Linked DNA regions of Homo sapiens: region 2 is linked to region 1. The links are chromatin contacts, found by Hi-C or POLR2A ChIA-PET in ENCODE. All regions are on one chromosome and are shown on one strand. Each heading gives the region's core, a stretch centred on a gene start or an enhancer-like site at or near the end of the contact. The rest is flanking DNA. Distances are from core to core; before and after follow the strand shown. Region 1 holds the start of HIGD1A (HIG1 hypoxia inducible domain family member 1A). Region 2 overlaps ACKR2 (atypical chemokine receptor 2).

Evidence for each region. Hi-C counts contacts between places; a loop is a spot of excess contacts on that map. ChIA-PET counts read pairs that join two places held with the same protein, here RNA polymerase II (POLR2A). Pooled maps may share reads with other maps.
Region 2: a map of B cell shows a loop between it and region 1 (2.9-fold over the local background). The contact joins the enhancer-like site here to the promoter of HIGD1A in region 1. A Hi-C loop is called at or near these places in 8 of 168 maps with a recorded cell type or tissue (B cell, CD4-positive, alpha-beta memory T cell, CD8-positive, alpha-beta T cell and 4 more), 7 of 37 single-sample maps with no recorded cell type and 16 of 50 pooled maps. POLR2A ChIA-PET finds 5 or more read pairs at or near these places in 14 of 52 experiments (A549, CD8-positive, alpha-beta memory T cell, Caco-2 and 9 more).

Annotation. Positions count from the first base shown.
Region 1 is chr3:42,801,667-42,807,385 of GRCh38, reverse strand. HIGD1A (HIG1 hypoxia inducible domain family member 1A) reads left to right here and starts at 2,896. Exons shown (of 4, transcript NM_014056.4): 1 at 2,896-2,950. RefSeq lists an enhancer at 1,062-1,859 and a silencer at 2,721-2,940.
Region 2 is chr3:42,844,442-42,850,160 of GRCh38, reverse strand. The region is part of intron 2 of ACKR2 (atypical chemokine receptor 2); the gene reads right to left. The region is part of intron 1 of LOC124909373 (a long non-coding RNA gene); the gene reads left to right. Among named protein-coding and RNA genes, the nearest start is that of CYP8B1, 29 kb to the left of the region's middle. Within about 2 kb of position 2,225, at least 12 of the 41 ENCODE cell types and tissues checked have a DNase peak (open chromatin) inside an H3K27ac peak, as active enhancers do; they include B cell, where a contact is called at or near this core.

The sequences.
Region 1 (5,719 bases), core at 1,647-4,146:
GGTCACGGCTAGTATGTTGCCAACTAGTTGCTCTCCGCTGATGGGGCAGTATATCTTATTCTCTGGAAATTAACAAGTTAGCTGATGTTAGTTTGAGGCATATACATTGCCTTCAGAAATGAATATGCTTTGGTCACTGCTGCCATTAGCCTTTGTGTTTACAGAATCAAGAGACTAATGACTTCCGGTTGACCTTCATATTGAAGGCAGTGGGGTTTATCCTATAGTTCCTGACTATCCCTACTTATCTTTTAAACCCTCCAGTTATTGCAGCATTTACATCTTTCTTCATTTACCATTATTGAATTTCTATTGAGCACACAGGCAGCATTCAAGGAGATACCAGGATCATCCAGACAAAATATGTGCCTTCAAGGAGCTGAAAGCTACCATATAATCAAAGTATGAAGTTCTCTCTTTTTTTTTTTTTTTTTTTTTTGACAGAATCTCTCTCTGTCACCCAGGCTGGAGTGCAGTGGTGCGATCTTGGCTCACTACAAGCTCCGATTCCCGGGTTCACGCCATTCTCCTGCCTCAGTCTCTCCAGTAGCTGGGACTACAGGTGCACGCCACCACACCCGGCTAATTTTTTGTATTTTTAGTAGAGACGGGGTTTCACTGTGTTAGCCAGTATGGTCTCGATCTCCTGACCTGGTGATCCGCCTGCCTCAGCCTCCCAAAGTGCTTGGATTACAGGCGTGAGCCACCGTGCCCAGCGAAGTATGAAGTTCTTAATCATCCATAGCATGAAATGTTTCTTACATGTATCTTAATTATGAGATGAACGATTTTCAAAATCCTGAGCCCATGACATTTAGTTCCTATCTGTATGACGAGCACTTGGTAGTCTGCCTTGTTTTGTGGTTATATCAAGAAACTCTAACTTAATCACAGATTTCTCCATGGTGCAGTTGTAGATGCTTTGCATCTGAGGACTAAGCTCTGATTTTTTTTATCATGCCCAAATTCCTATCTAAGGGGTCTGGGGAGTCATGCCCCACAAATAATAAGTTATCATCAAATGGGTTTTATTTAACTCTATATATCGTGACTTACTTTCCAACTTGACTCTGGCATAACATTATAAGACAAGGAAGAAAATAAAAATATTTTACCCCAAAACATATTTCTTTGCCATATCTTGAAATGGCCATACAAAGCTGTCCTTTGCGGGGAAAAATTCTCATCTGTAAAGAATCCCTATAACATAGCTAGATCTTTTTCTTCCAGGCCCCCCAATCCTAAAGAGATTAAAAGTCTAGCACCTTTCAAACATCTGAATAGGAAACATTTGTCATCTATTGTCTCTAAAGGCAGCCACTACAAGACTTCAAAAGAACCTTGGTCTCCACAATCTTTTATCTTAACTTGAACATTCCCTTTCTGTTGATCCCAGGTCTTCAGACAAACTCAACCAATTATCAACCAGAAAATGTTTAAATTTACCTATAGCCTGGAAGCCCCCTCCCCTCTCGCCTTTGAGTTGTCCCCCGTTTCTGGACCAAACCAATGTATTTCTTAAATGTATTTGATTGATGTCTCATGCCTCTCTAAAATGTATAAAACCAAGTGTGCCTGGACCACCTTGGGCACATGTTCTCAGGACCTCCTGAGGGCTGTGTCAGGGGCCACGGTCACTCACATTTGGTTCAGAATAAATCTCTTCAAATATCTTAGAGTTTGACTTTTTTCGTTGACCCACCAATTGGCCGGATTATTACTCATTATTTACTTGACAAACACATTAGGAGCCCTGTCCCCGGAAGCTCGCTGTCACGAGGGGCCTCTGACATCTCCTTCTTGAGAGAAAGGTCGCCTGGCCTGGGTGAGGTCGTAGTTCCCGCGACCCCGTGCTTGCAAGTACTGGCTGCCTCCTACTATAGTGTAAGCTCCAGGAAGGATCCCGCGGGGGACCTGACAGCTCACGGTCCTGGCCGACAACCGCCCTGGGAGCGGAATGGATGGAGCCCGCAGTCGTCCCGGCGCACTGGGCAAGCTCTGCTCCCACTGTGGCAGGCCAGATCTCCATTAGCAACCAGAGCAGCTCTCACCAACGCCTCACTGTCATTCTGATGCATGTATAAGTTAAACATTGGAGAAACTGGTGCCTTAGGAGAAAGGCTAGAATGTAAAGACAAGTCCATTAGGATCCCGCCTGAGCTTTTTCAACCCCTAGAGTTTAATTAAAATAATGGAGTTGTTCTTGCACACCTTGTACCAGGACCCACTTTAGATTATTTCCAAGGCTCTGAAGCAATTGTCTAGACACCTGACCCTATTACCGTTAAAGATTGGCTTGAGTGAAACACTTTGGCTTTCGACTTGTAAATGCACTGAATGTATTTAAGCACTAGAAAAACTTGTATTAATAATTTTGAGTTGGTCTGGTGAGTTACTCCGACCTTCTCCCTGTAACCTGTTGCAGAAATAAACTCCGTTCTTTCCCAGTCTGTCTGCATCTCGTTACTGAACGGCGAGAACAAGCAGTCGGACCCGGGTGGGTCGGGGAACACAACCTCACCCGCAGCCGAAACCCCTCACCCGCATCCCTTCCCGGCCCGTGAGGCGTCCGCAGGCGGCGGCGCTCGGGACACGGCGTTCGCGGTGCTCGCCTCCGCTGCCCGAGGGGAAAAGGGCAGGAGAAATCTGAGGAGTCCTTGGGCCAGGAGCCAAAGCCCCTCAAGTGCCCGGGCGCGAACCCCAGGCGCCGAGCTCTCACGTCTGTCTCCGCCAGTACGCTAGAGCCGGGGTAGTGGGCCAGCACTCACCGGCCCAGCCAATCCAGGACCCGCTCTGCACTGCCCCACCCGCCGCGCACACGCACGCGTCCTTTTGCGGCCGCTGGCCTCTGATTGGCTGGGACGGCTGTGGGTGGGGAGAAGCCGGGAGGACTGGGTGCGCCTGCAGGGATCGGAAGCCGGTTGGGGTGTGAGAGGTTTTCTCGCTCTAGGTAAGCGAAACAAGCCGGGGGACTGCGAGCCAGGGACTCGGGCCGCGGGGCGGGAAGAAGTGGGGCAGCGCTTGGCCAGGCCGAAAGGACTTTGGGGGTGGGGGCTGGGAGTCCGTGTCTCGAATGAGGGAGGAGAGGTGGAGTTGCCGGGGCTCAGGCCCGGCCTCGAGCATGGGCGGATGAGAGGAGTCGGGAGCCGAGGCCTAGGGTCCTTCGGGTGAGGGGAGACGGAGCCAGCGAGGAGATGGAGCAGAAGCTTGTGGAGTGAGTTGCCGAGCGGGGAAGACTCGCTGATGGGGTGGTAATGAGAGACGGGGGCCAGGAGGGTGTTGACTGGGCCCGACGGCGGGGAGCGAGGAGCGGGAGCTTCCCCGGAGCTTGGAACATTCTGAAGAGCGGGCTAAGCGGCAGGCGAGGCGGGATAGGAGAGCGAGCGCTCCGGTCACGGAGTCACGACAAGGTCACAGGAAGAGAGGCGGCGAGGAAGGTCGGGAGGTTGAGGGGAGGGCGTACTAGCAGAGGACCTTCCAGTCCTGGTCTTGCTTTTCTCCCCGACCTGGTGTTTCCTCCACCCTGGGAAAGTGATAAGGCCTAGGGTCCTGTGTAGTGCTTCTGTGACCGAATTAAATTTTTCTCCTGCCGAGTCGGCGGGTTAGAGATTACAAAGCACAGCGTAAGGGCAGAATTAGGAGCAGCCGACATGATGCAGCAGTGATATTCGCCTTTGTCTTAAATTCCCGGAGTGGGAAGCAGCTATTTCCCTCTTCGGAGTAATCCCCACGACAGGGATCCCTGCTTCCGGAAGTACAAAGGCACTTTGGAGTAAGACAGGTTTGGATGGAAAGTTCTAACAGGTTGAAGCGGTGACAACCTGGTCATGAAGCTCCAGCATGACACACATATTTGGAGTCCTGTATACTAGGAGTTCTCTTTGTGCACCAGAGTCACTTGAAGGGGCTTCTTAAAGATTCCTTGAGCTCTGCCCCAGACCACCTGAATCCGGATCTCCATGCTGGGGCCTTGGCAGCCATTTTAAACAAGCTGATGGGCGACTGATGCAAAATCAGTTTGAAGCCAGCGTTGCTTTAGATAGTAATTCCCGTGACAAAATGACTGTGAAGAAAGATCCTTCATTCAACCTGTTACGTCTCCTGATGCTGGACGGCTCATCTTCCCTTAATGCCTCTTTAGGTTCCCTGTGGAAAGGTCTTCAGTCGTGTCTTACTAAGCGTACAGAATTAATTTGTGCTCTCCAAACTGACTTTAAATATCTGGTTACTGGTGCCTTTTTTAGCGTCTATTCAACTTTCTGACAGAAATCTGGGACAACTACTGTGGGTGGATGAGAAAACGATAATGAAGGAAAGTCTGGCAGTGGTGTAGTGAAAAAAGTCTTTTCAAATCACAATTGAAATTGTTAGATGAGTTAAGTCACTGAAGAAGATTCCGTTTACCTTAGGCATGATTTTTTTATATATATCATTCAAAGAGAACAACGTGGGCTTCTGTTGAGTAATGGATTCTTAAATTTTCTAATCAGAATTCTTATCTGCCAATTTAATCTAATTTACATCAGCAGCGTAAGATTGATGCTTTGGCAATATATCGTCAATCAAAAGAACCCAGGACTCTCTATCAGAAGAGCTGGATTCTAATCCTACCCCACCAGACATGTATTCCTTGTACTGAGCAATTCGTATAACCCTCTCACAACCCTTTCCCCACCTGTAAAATAAGGCTATTGGCTTGGATTATTCATCTGATTTGTTACTCTCAAATTATATGATTAGAACTTATTGTTCCTGATACTTAACCAGTTTTCAATTCAGGTGGCTATAAACCATGAATACTTTGGAAACTTCTACGTGGTAATTAGACAGTTATCAAAATTTTGTATTCAGAGAGTATTTTAGATATGTACTATATGGGAATTATAATATTTTGACTACAGAATAACAAATAACTGATATGTGTTGGATTTTTAAATATTAATCCTTACTAATTTTATTCTGAAATGTACACATAAGGTATTCTGGAATCACAGACAGATTATCATCTGTCGTTTCAAGCAAATAATGACCATTTTGTTCCCCACACCCTGATGCTTACCGCAGGGGCTACTTTCTGAAACCCAGGTCAAATGCCCTATCCATACAAGCTTCAGAGTCTGTATCATAGATGAAGAACGGAGAAATAGGTTTTCTTCTGTTCTTGATTTATATACAGGAAAGAGACAACTAACCCCCTCCCTCCTGAAAGGAGAAAAAAAAAAAAACCTTTTGCTCCATTGACCTGTTGGAGAATTAGAGTCAGCCAGATGTGAGATAATTATAAGAAAAACTACCAACTTTCTTGCTATTTTTAAAAAACGATTTATGTCCTGTTTTTGTTTGTTTGTTGGGTCCCTCAGCAAGGGTCTTGCCTGTTGCCCCGGCTGGAGTGCAGTGGCTGGATCATGGCTCACCGCAACCTCCACTTTCCAGGCTCAAGCAGCCCTCCTGCCTCAGCCTCCTGAGGAGCTGGGACTACAGGTGTGCACCACCATGCCCGGCTACCAACTTTCTTGCTTTTAAAGACAATTCCCAAATGATTTTTTAGTTTAGAAATGATTCAGGCAAAAAAGGGGAAAACATGCTTTTATATCTGCAGAAGTTTTTAGTTTTTAAAAGTGGATTATGGTATATAATAGTTTTGTCCCCTGTGTTGCAAGGAACTAAGACCTCAGGTTATTTCTCTTTTCATAGGTACAATATAAGAAACATAAAAGAA
Region 2 (5,719 bases), core at 976-3,475, 43 kb before region 1:
TTCCAATAGAGAGACCCAAGGAGCTGCCCAACAAGAGCCACAGGGTCCTCGGTCCCTCCCACAGAACAGCTAAGTTCTAGGACCTGGGCTCCTTTTTTATTCTCCCTCACCTCCCCCCTTTTGTACATCCTTATTTTAAAATAATTTTTAGACTTGCAAAATAAAGCACGAGATTCCTGGATACCTGTCTGCCAGCTTCCCCTAATATTAACATCAGTTAAATTGCATTTAGCCTAAGGCTAAACATATATTTTTATATACTTTTAATATATAAGACATGTATTTTATACATTTAATATATAAAACTTACATATTTTAAATTTGGCGTAAAGATTTCTCCACACATAATGAACTGTAACCAAACTGAATGTATAAACAGGCTATAACCTATTCTTGTGCCAATTACAGAGTTTCAGCCAATCGCATGTGGCCAACCATTCAAATGGTGTTCAAATAAGGCAAACGCCAAGCTGTAACCAATCCAGCTGTTTGTCCCTCACTTCCATTTTCTGTCCATCACTTTCCTTTTCTGTCCATAAGTCTTCTTCCACATGCAGCAGCACCCAAGTTTCTCTGAACCTAATCTAGTTTGATTCTCAAATTGTTCTTTGCTCAATTAAACTCCATTTACTTTGCCTAAGGTTTTGCTTTTTTTTTTTGACAGAGTCTCACTCTGTTGCCCAGGCTGGAGTGCAATGGTGTGAGCTCGGCCTCGGCTCACTGCAACCTGTGCCTCCCAGGTTCAATAAACTCTCCTACCTCGGCCCGGTGGCTGGGATTACAGGTGCCCACCACCATGCCCGGCTAATCTTTGTATTTTTAATAGAGGCAAGGTTTCACCATGTTGGTCAAGCTGGTCTCCCACTCCAGAGCTCAAGTGATCCACCTGCCTCAGCCTCCCAACGTGCTGGGATTCTAGCCACGAGCCACAGCAGCCGGCCTCTAAGGTTTTACTTTTAACACATCTACATAATCACAGTACTGACTAAGAATCTAAACAAGGAAATTAACATTGACATGATACTATTGAGTAATCTACACACCTTATTCAAATTTCAACAGTTGTCCCACTAATGTCCTTTCTCTGGCCCAGGATCTAAACCAGAATGCGCTTGGTTCTTATGTCTCCTTTGTCTCTTCATTCTGGGGCAGTTCCTCAGTCTTGCTTTGTCTTTCATGACCTTGACAGTTTTGAAGAGTACTGGCCAGTTCATTTGTAGAATGTCCCTAAATTTCAGTGTGGTGTTTCTTCAGGATTAGACTGAGGTTGTGTATTTTGGGCAGGAACAACACAGAAGTGATCTTATGTCCTCAGTATACGTATCAGAGGTACATAATTTAAAGATGTCTCTTTCCTGGCAATGTTAACTTTGATCACTTGAAAAATGTGGTATCTAACAAGTTCTTCCACTGTGAAATTACTATTTACCTTTTGTAATTAGTAAGTATCTTGCTACTTTGAGACTACACAAATATCCTATTTCTCATCATGCTTTTGTCCACTAATTTTTGCATCCATTTATACTTTCCAACAGTAATTATTACTGTGGTTTTTTCCAAATGGTGATATTCTATTTCCATCATATATTAATTAGAATTCTTTCTACATGTATTAATTAGAATTCTATTATAAGAAAGAGCTGGGCCTGGCACAGTGTCTCTTGCCTGTAATCCCAGCAGTTTGGGAGGCCAAGGCAGGTAGATGGCTTGAGTCTCAGAGTTCGAGACTAGCCTGGGCAACATGGCGAAACCTCATCTCTGCAAAAAACACAAAAATTAGCCAGGTGTGGTGGCATGCATCTGTAGTCTTAGCTACTTGGGAGGCTGAGTTGAGAGGATTGTTTGAGCCCGGGAAGTGGAGGCTGCAGTGAGACAAGATTGTGCCGTGCACTCCAGCATGGGCAACAGAGGGAGACCCCATCTCAAAAAAAAAAAAAAAAAAAAAAATTTTTTTTTTTTAAAAGAGTTAGCCTTTCTTCTTAAGTATTTATATTAGTATGAACTCATGGGTATTTATTTTATCCTGTTACTCTCATTATTTATCTTGCTGTTCAAATTGTCTCATCCTCTTTTAAAATATTTCAACCCATCTGTTTCCTGTTAAGCTGCTTTTCCTAATGAGATGTGGCCCACGGCTAAGTCACTCCCTCAGTGTCACCCCCCAGCCATAGCACGTCAGACACTCCCTGGTATGCAGGGCAGGTGGTTGGGAGACCTCTGAGCCTTTGTGTGAGCAACTAGGTTTCCCGTTTCCCTGAAACTCACTGAGGCATCTTCCCAACAAGGGCTGGGCTTTTTCCTGGAATGGGCAGGTTGCAGTCGGAGGAGTCAGTCCTAATTCCACAGGCAAAGAGTTCCAGGAAGGGCTGAGCCTGGCCAGGTAGCCCCAGATCCCCCACCCCCACCCCTGCTCTCCATCAGGCATCCTCCCTCCAGCACCACCAAGCTCATGCTCTGATTGCCCCTTCTTGAGTCTGGCAGCTCTTGACAGCCTGGTTTTTGATGGGAGAGCCCTGGGTTGGCCCTGCCTCATCCTCTGTCTCACTGTTTCTTTTTCTTTTATTTCTCTGTCTTCCTTGGGCAAAATTCACCCCATTCTGGCTTAACTCATGAGAGAGTCAGTCCAGTCCTTCTCTAGGGCCTTAAAACTTTGAATTCCTAGGCTACAAACTTGCCCTCCAATTTAGAAGCCTGGTTAGAGCCCACATTTACTCACTTTTATTTGCTGTTATGCCAGAACCTCAGATCTTCCTAACATGCTCCATTGACGGCACAAAAGGAAGGAAATGATGCTCCTCTCACCTCTTCCACTTCCTCTTTCTGTGCTGTCCCCAGCCTGGCCCCCGCTGGCCACTCAGACTGTGTTATCTCCTCTTTTGTACATCTGCCCAAGGCACCCTTCAGCTAAGGGGTTATGTATAATCCTTTCCCCAACTGCCAGTCCCTTGCCTTGCTACAAATGCATTTGTTTGAAATCAATATATGTATTCATTTATCAAAATATCTTCACTTACATATTTACTACATGTTAGAATTACAGAGTGGTTCTCCAGACATCTGCTTTGTGGGTTAGGCCAGGCTGAAGTTATCACATCCATTTTGCAGACAGGGTTGCCAGGATTCAGAAACCCCGTCACTTGCCCAGAAACACAGTTGATAGCAGCCACATGGACTTTCTGACTCCTACTCCGGTGCTCTTTTGCTCATTGTCTTTGTGAATATTCTGTGTAATTATTTGCTCCTTTTTGCTCCCCAGCCCCTCCACCTCAGATCTGGTTAGTGATTCCAGGACAGAATTATTGCTTGCTCATCTGAACATCCCCCACTGCATAGCCCAGCCAGCACTGGACACACAGTAGACACTCAGTAAATGTTTGTTGGGAGAATGCAGGCTTTGATGTAGAAAGCCTTCCTAGAATTACTTGCTCTTACCTAACAGTGGTCTTACCGCTTCTTATACAAAGACTCCACCACCTGAGGCTTTCTGGGACTCAGTTTCCCTGTCTGTAAAGTGACTATAGAGCAAGCTTATCCAACCAACAGGCCGCATGCAGCCCAGGACAGCTTTGAATGCAGCCCAACACAAATTCTTAAAATTTCTCATAACATTATTAGTTCAGCCCAAAGCCAGGGACAAAAATAGCAGCAGCTGGATGCACCCTCGGGTTCCAGGCAAAGAAGATCACATACTGTAAGGCTAGGAAGTTGGTGTTTGCAGGTGACCCTGGAAGTGGGTAAGTGTCATGGACAGGATGAGCTGTCAGCTTTCTGGAGCCAGTTTCATTTCTTGGGAACTATTTTCTTTTAAATATTTTCAAGGTCTCTGGAAACTGAGAAAGCTGACAGCTAATCAACAGTTGAGAACTGGGGACCTTGCCTGACCACCCCTTCACTTTATCACCCCATCTGTCCATCCAGGAAGCCCTTCCTGAGGGCCTGTCCTGGGTTTCATTCCAGACAGGGCACTAGGGGCCGAACAATAATGCTGATGCTTACATGGCACTTGGGCTGGACAGGACACTGTTTCAAGTGCATTACATGTATTAATTTGTCTAATCCTCCCACGAACCCGATGTTATAATGAGGAAAATCAGGCACAGAGAGTTAGGTAACTTTTCCAAATTGCAGCACTGGGATTTGGACCAGACTACCTCCACCCCCACCCTCAGCCTCCACCCAGTTAGTTTACAGGATTTTCCCTTCTGAATCAGATATTTTCCCCTCTCCCCAGATACATTTTGTAGTTTTATGATGTTGTTTTTCTCTTTTCTTTTGTTTTCTTTTTTTCTTTTTTCTTTTTTTTTTTTTTTTTGAGACGGAGTCTTGCTCTGTCGCCCAGGCTGGAGTGCAGTGGCACGATCTCAGTTCACTGCAGCCTCCGCCTTCCAGGTTCAAGTGATTCTCGTGCCTCAGCCTCCCAAGTAGCTGGGATGACAGGCATGCGCCACCATGCCTGACCAATTTCTTTTTATGGTTAAGGGTGGGGCCAGGGTTTCCCTAGGGGTTAAGGCACTATTACGTTTTTTAAAATGTCAGTCGGAGGCTGAGGTGGGTGGATCACCTGAGGTCAGGAGTTCAAGACCAGCTTGGCTAACACAGTGAAACCCCGTCTCCACCAAAAATACAAAAAAATTAGCCAGATATGGTCCCATGCACCTGTAGTTCCAGCTGTTCAGGAGGCTGAGGCACAAGAATTGCCTGAGCCCAGGAGGTGGAGGTTACAGTGAGCCGAGATCATGCCACTGCACCAACCTAGGTGACAGAATGAGACTCTGTCTCAATCAATCAATCAATCAAGTGTTAATTGGTGTTTTCCCACCATTCACTTTTCTTCTGCTCAAACAGTGAGACTCAGGAAGGGTCTTTGAATTTTTTCTTGGTCTTTGAGTACAGGAGTTTGAGAAAATTAAGGTTCTCTTTCTATTCTATACCAAACTAAAAAAGCATTCCCCAGGCTGAGAAGGTAAGAGGCAGCAGGGAAGCAGGTCAGTCTAAACATTAGAGGGACACCGTGCCCTGTCTTATGGCCACGGTCCTGGTGTTTGCGGGACTTAGGGGGCACAGGGACATGGCACATGGGGAGTCCAAGGTGAACAGGGCCACAGGTAGCCCCATCCCATGCCCTAGCCTGAAGCAATCAAATGAAGTCTTCAATGGGCTGCCAGGCCTGAAGGTGCTAGTGGACTACCCTGAGTGTGGACACATAGGCTGATGTCCAACAGGGAGGCAGGATGCTGATGTCTAAGTGGAGGCCCGTGTGGACAGGTGCCACCAAGAACCAGGTGGCACCATGCTCCCCTGCACCTGGGCAGTAACCAGTTTCCTGGAACTGATGTAATTCTGGGCGAGTGGTGACCCTCACAGTGACTGCAATTAAGTTTCCATATCCTGTAGAATGGGGGTCTCAAAATAGAAAATAGCTTCTTCTAGAAAACTACAATCATATTTTCTCATCTACATGAGTGTGTGGCCAGAGGTGCTCACTGAAGGCACCTTTGGAATCCCCTGGCAGAGCTCCTGTAGCAGGCACCATTGGTGGCCCTCGTCTACCAGAGCTCCCACCTGCTGGGCACACACTGGCTGACTTCCAGCTGTGAGTACCCACACTGCTCTGTCTGTGGCCTTGCTCTGGCTAACAAAGCCTGTCTTGCCCCTGCCCACCAGTGCAGCATGCCAGAAATTCCAGGACATAATGTTCCCTGCCCCCCACCAAGAACCC